Linked DNA regions of Homo sapiens: region 1 is linked to region 2. Evidence: chromatin loops called from intact Hi-C (ENCODE). Cell type or tissue: pancreas. All regions are shown on one strand. Links, peaks and the distances in the headings refer to the core of each region. The heading gives the core; the rest is flanking DNA.

The links. A loop is a pair of places that touch in the nucleus more often than their neighbours do. Peaks named below come from ENCODE experiments on the same cell type or tissue, not always from the same donor. Only the 100,000 strongest peaks of a DNase experiment are listed, where the experiment ranks them.
Region 1: it touches region 2 in a loop (2.4-fold over the local background); 3 of 110 quality-filtered maps call a loop at or near these places.

The regions. Positions count from the first base shown.
Region 1 is chr11:13,073,740-13,076,639 of GRCh38, reverse strand. No RefSeq gene overlaps it. Among named protein-coding and RNA genes, the nearest start is that of RASSF10, 66 kb to the right of the region's middle. RefSeq lists an enhancer at 2,294-2,900. In pancreas, for the core only: no CTCF peak of the experiment used is centred there; no DNase peak of the experiment used is centred there.
Region 2 is chr11:13,008,253-13,011,152 of GRCh38, reverse strand. It overlaps RASSF10 (Ras association domain family member 10), which reads right to left and starts at 1,837. Exons shown (of 1, transcript NM_001080521.3): 1 at 1-1,837. The coding sequence starts at 1,576. The coding sequence ends at 53. RASSF10-DT (RASSF10 divergent transcript) reads left to right here and starts at 2,037. Exons shown (of 4, transcript NR_187419.1): 1 at 2,037-2,526. In pancreas, for the core only: no CTCF peak of the experiment used is centred there; DNase peaks (open chromatin) are centred at 352, 532, 1,202 and 1,522; H3K4me3 peaks cover 554 bases; H3K27me3 peaks cover 372 bases.

The DNA of each region.
Region 1 (2,900 bases), core at 121-2,620, 66 kb before region 2:
GAGGCATTGCCATGACAGCACCACGCTGTGCAACTCCCCCACAAGGAGGTGGTGTCTGATGCCCACCCATCGAGTGTGTGCTTCTGGGAATGGGGGAGTTGTAGAGTCACTTCCCTTTGTCCTCCAAGACTGAGGTTGGGGCTCTGGGGGCTGCATAGGGTGGGCTATGCAGCTCCTGGCCTGGTCTGCCTTAGGTAGGTCACAGCACAGCTGTCCTCAGAGATCAGCAGCTGGAAAGACACTTTGCCTGCATGTTTTGCCAACACACTTGAATTTTTTCTGCCAAGCAGAATGATTTACTTGTATGTCTTCATCGAGGGCAATTATTTTTTAGCACCTTGCTGGGCAAGCTGGGTGATCTCATCACAGAGAAGATCCTATGAGAGCCTGTCTCACTTGGAACAAAAGTAAGAAAAGTGGCCTCCCTTCTCCTGTCTCCATCCAGAAATTCTCTTCTCTCTCTGGCACTTCACACAGAGATGAGGGGCCTGCCATTTTTCCCTTGAGAGCCACTTGTTCACCCATGAAACTCATCAAGGATGATACTTTAAAAGCACCTCCCTTTTGGAGAGAGACCGTTTTTCTTTGTGAGAGAGAAAGGAAGAGCATTTCAGATCTCCTGCCTTTTAAATTAAAAAAACAAGTAGTGTAAAACATTATTCGGTGAGCAAACCTGACACTAAACGTGTCTTAGATTTCCAGATGTAGATAGCTGGGTGGAGAAAAAAGAGAAGAATGGAAAAGAGGCAAGACCAATGAAGGACTCTGGCAAGAAAAGAATCCATGGAAAAGAGGGAGAAGTGGAAACACAGAGATGGGGGTCACTGGTGCTGAGGAAAAAGGAGAGGGAGAGACAGGGCAGGAGACAGACGGGGAGAGATACCAGGCAGAGAGGGAGCGGGAGGGGAAATGAGGGCAGAGGGCCTCACATCTCAAACACATGGGATCTAAACACCACTGAGGCACACAAGCAGCCAAGCTTAGTGGGCAGCTCTAGAAAGCATGGGGCTGGAGGTGGAGTTTAGGGCACATCTGCTGTGGGTGATTGTTGGGTCAGCAGGAGAAGAGACAGCAAGTAAAGGAGAGGTTAGGAATTGAAGCAGCCTCCTGATTCTCCCTTTTCTTGCCAGTTTCTCTAAGAAGGCATCCATTCCAGCTTTTTCCACCTCCTCGCTGCCTTCCCACCTCCCACTCCTACTGCCCCTCCATTTGGACTCACTCCCACTGACCCTGCCGCTACAAGGCTGCTGTGGGCCAGATGTGTGGCTTTTTCTCAGGAAGATTTCCTCTTCAATCAATGCCTCCTCCTTCCTCTCCTTCTGTGGCTCCATCACCATGGAGGCAGTTTCATGGGACACGTAGATTCCCATACCAGTTGTGCTGCTTATTCATTGTTATACCTGAAACATGTCGCTTGCCCTCTTTGAGTTTTCCCATCTGGAAATTTGTGCAAACAATAGATAGCACTTAGCCTGCTGCCAGCACTGGATCCTGAGGGTTCTGATGGAAGTGTGTGTTTATGTGTGGTAAGAGTAAAGGAACATGATAAAGCGCTGTGAACTGTGGACTGATCTACAAATAGGACTTATTACTCTGTTTCTTCTGCTTACTATCCCGGTCCTCCAACCCCCAAACCAACCTCTGCTCTTTCTTCTTTAACTCATCACCTGTGAACAAACCTTCCCCAAGACTTGTTTTATACTCTCTTCAATTCCTAATCTCTCCTTTGCAGACTCAACCATCACCCAGGGCAGACAACTCCCTAACCTCCATCTCCAGCTCCATGCTCTCTAGAGCTGCCCTCAAGGTGTGGCTGCTTGCGTGCCTCAATGGTGCTTTAGATATCACATGTCTGAGATGGGACAGATAGAAGGCCTCACTTTGCCCTCAAACCAGCTCTTTCTTCTAGAGGAGTGGAAAAGCCACCGGTTCTATGGATAGACAGACTTGGTTTCAAACCCCAGCAATGCTGTGGATTGCCTTGCAGCAATCTTCCTGAGTTTCAGTTTGCTCACCCACAAAATGGGAACAATAAAGCCTCACTGAGAAATAGTATGAGGACTCAGAGTGATGAAATACTAAATAACAGCACATGCAAGGCGAGGCCAAGAGGGCACATCTGGGGCTCTCTAGACCCACACTGTAGCTGCACACTGCAGAATCTCTATTCTGCAGCCACTTCTCAATCACCATAAGTGTGGGGTTGCAGGAAGACACTCCTTTTGGCAGGATGGCAGGCCTGACTCTAGCAAATTGTCAAAATAACATAGAGGTCAAGAGCACAGACTCAGGAGCCAAATCTTGGCTTAACCACTTACTAGCTGTGTTGCTTTAGGCAAGTGAGTTAACCTCTCTTGTGCCTTAGTTTTCTTGTCTGTAAGATGGGAATCATAACTAGTAACCTTCCCCACAGGATTGTATGAGGATTAAATCAGATAAAGTCATGTGGGCTGCTTACAACAGTGAAGCAGTACCATATAAGTGAAGACAGTACCATATAAGTATTTTGTTTAACAAGTGTTATGTTTGTTATTAGTGACATTGTTTATCAAAGGTTGCATGTTCATTTGTTACTTAAGAGGTTTTGAGGGCCTAGTGGCACCTAGAAAATGGGAGGCCTGAGCACCCCATTGTGCCCTGTGCCAAGCCTTACTTCACCTTCTGTTGCACCGTAATCATCTCTCTGAAGTGAGACCAGGAGGACGTCCATCCCCATCCATTTCCCTCCTATGCCACCTTGGAGCCCTGATGTGAGCCAATTGCTTTGGCCACAACATGCATCCAGGCCAGTGACATCACCAGGCGAGAAGAACATGCTGGTGCGGGCAGGGGGATGACGTGCAGGGAGGGATGGAAAGTCCCACCAGAGCCCTGCTTTTCCTGCCCTTTGATGTGCGCAG
Region 2 (2,900 bases), core at 295-2,794:
GCAAGAAAAAAGAATCCCCCTGTTCCCGCCCCCCGCCCCCCGCCCCCCACCCCTACACAAGGGATTCGCACATGGGCAAGGAGTCCGAGTCTTGGCTATGCATAGAGCTCAGTCCCGTATCCGAGTCTTCGTCGTTGCCAGGACCGCTCTTGGCCAGTCCACGGGCCTGGTCCACCCACATGTCGGCGCAGGCTTGAGGCCCAGGTTCCCGCGAGGGACTGCCAGAGCCAGGAGCCCCATCCGGTGCCACCGTCAGCTCCAAAGTGTGCAAAGTTTGCAGAAGGCCCTGTAGCTCGCGCTTCTTGCTGTCCCATTGCTGCTGGCTGTAATCCAAGTCCGACTTGACGGCCTCTAGGTCCGTGTTGAGCCGCAGCCCAATGTAAAGGCTGGTACTGAGCTGCGTCCTGACCCGTTCCTGCTCCAGCAGCAGCTCGCCGTCGGGGCCACCGTCGGGCTCCAGGGGCTCCTCCCGCGCCGCCAGCTCCTCCTGGCGCCGTCGCATCCACCTCTGGTTGAGTTCCTCCTGAATCTCGGCTGAAAGGCGCTCCAGCAACTCCTCCTGCTGAACCCGTTGCTCCTGAAGCCGCAGCAAGTCGTCGCAGCGCCGGGCCAGCTCCTCCAGCGCCGCCGCCTGCGCCTCGCCGGCTAGAGGGGGCGCCGCCGCCGCCTCCTCCGCCTCCGCCGCCACCTCTTCTGGCTCCTCTCCCGGTCTGGACCCGTCGAGCTCGATGCCTGCCCCAACCAAGTAAGTGTCCTGCACGTAGTTGACCCCGTGACGCCGCATGCGGTCCAGGTGCACCTTGGCCTCGTAGTGATCGATCTCGCGGTCCAGCTCGTGGAGCCGCTGCACCTGCTGGCGAATTGTGTGGTCCTGGGAAAGCACCAGATGCACCAGCGTCTCCATGCGCTCCACCGACGCGCTCTCGTGGGTCCGCGGCGACGAAGAGCAGGACGAGGCAGTGGACGACGAAGTGGACGAACAGGACGACGGTGTCTGCTGCTGGCGCCGCCGGTTGAGCTTGGCCAGTTTGCGAAAGGCCTTGCGCACCACTCGCCGCTGTTTCTCCTGGGTCATGGCCAGGCTGGGCCGCGCCGGGGCCCCGCGGGCCGGACAGGGGCGCTCTCGGCTCAGCACTACGCGCGCCTCGGCGCTGCGGGGGCCGGCGTTAGGCAGCGATGCCTCGCTGCGCACTAGCACGAAGCGCACATTCTCTTGCTCTTCGCCCCAGGCAGCCCAGAGGCGCAAGATGCGCGTCTTGTTGGGGAGGATGCGCTCAAAGCCGCGCCACTTCTCCACGATGCAATAGCACTGCGGGGGCCCGCACAGCATGCCCTGCGGCAGCGCCTCGTCGTCGTCCTCGTCGTCCTCGTTCGGGGGTTCGGGCAGCTCTCCCGGGCCATGCGGGTCGCCGGCCGACCCCAGCCGCCGGCTCCGCCGCTGTCTCCGTCGCCGCCGGCAGCCGTCCTCCAAAAGCACTCGCACAACGTCGGAGCAAGTGGTGCGGCGGGAGAGGCCGGACACCAGCTTCTCTTCCTGGCAGATCCACACCGATATCTTCTTTTCCGAAGGATCCATGGCGCAACCAGGGCGCAGGTGGCAGGTCCGGCCGGGGTCTGCTGGGGCGGCGAGGACAGCAAGGGCAGCCCAGTAGCTCTGGGATGGGAGAGGAGCCCGTGCCCCCCTCCGGCGGCTGCACTAGCCCTGTTCCCCCGCTGCGCACCGAAGGCAGGCTGGAAAGCGACTGCGGCTGTGGTCGCGGTTGCGGCTGCGCTCTGCCCGGACGACGGGCGCTCCCGGGGCAACGCGCCCAGGACCGGCTCCCGCCGCTCTGGCTCTGCCCAAGGTGCCCGGGACCTCCGGGTTTTGCTCCTCCCCACGTGGCTCCACCCCTTCCCGCCCCCAAGGCCCAGAGCTGTGGCTGGAAGTGCAGGAGGCTCAGGGCCCAGGCCCGCCCCTCGCAGCCTTGCCGCGCCCCGTGCGCCCTGTCCGCCCCTCGCTCGCATTGCAGGCATCCTGAGTCTCGGCCCTTTTCGCCAAATCGCTGCTCTGCCGCGCGCCTACGCAAGGAAAGATTCAAGGGTCCCTCCACTTCAGGGAGTGGAGCCCGCGCCTCGGCACGGATCAGCTGTGCGTCTCCTTTGGCCTACTGGCTCCTCTGCTTGTGTCTATAGCTAGCTGGACGCATCGTGACTTTATCTTCTCATCTTTCCTGGCGCCCCCAGACGCATTTCCTGGTCCCTCGAGGCAGCGGCGTCTGGGGAGTGCACTTTGCACAGACAGGGAAACCGAGGCACTCAGCGGTCTCCAATGGAGACGCTGTAATCGCATTCCACGACCAGCTAGCGCTATAAGCGCTGCCTCTAAAGCGGAAGGCCTCCCAGTCCTTCTCGACAGGAAGCAATATTTGCATATCTAAGGAGAACAAGATTCGGCAATGTGCTCCGGGAGCAAGTGCAGGCATGGAACGGTATGGGCTGGAGGGGGACAGACCTTCAGAGGCGGCTGCCCGTTCCCTGTAGTGTCACGTAAGTGGGTCTCCACGTCACCTTCACCTCAGCTTCCCACAGCCTTTTTGGGAGAGGGGCTCCTCATTCTAGTGGGAGTTCAGGGCCCAGACCCAAGTCACAAGCTATTTTTATGCTTTCCACCTCCATAAGGGGAAACTGTGAAGGCTTCTGGCATTTTCTAATATTCAGATGTGGTCCAGAAGAGATAACAGCCAAGCTTTACAGTGCAAGAAACCCAAGGCCACAATGCAAATGAACTTGTTTCATCCTTAACTGCTGATGAGGATGGTCCACTGAGTGCAAGGTTTGCCCTGAACTTGTCCTTGTGAGCACAGGTGTAATAATAAGCTCACTCCCTTTCTTCAAGACCTTAGATGGCTCCCCATTGCCTC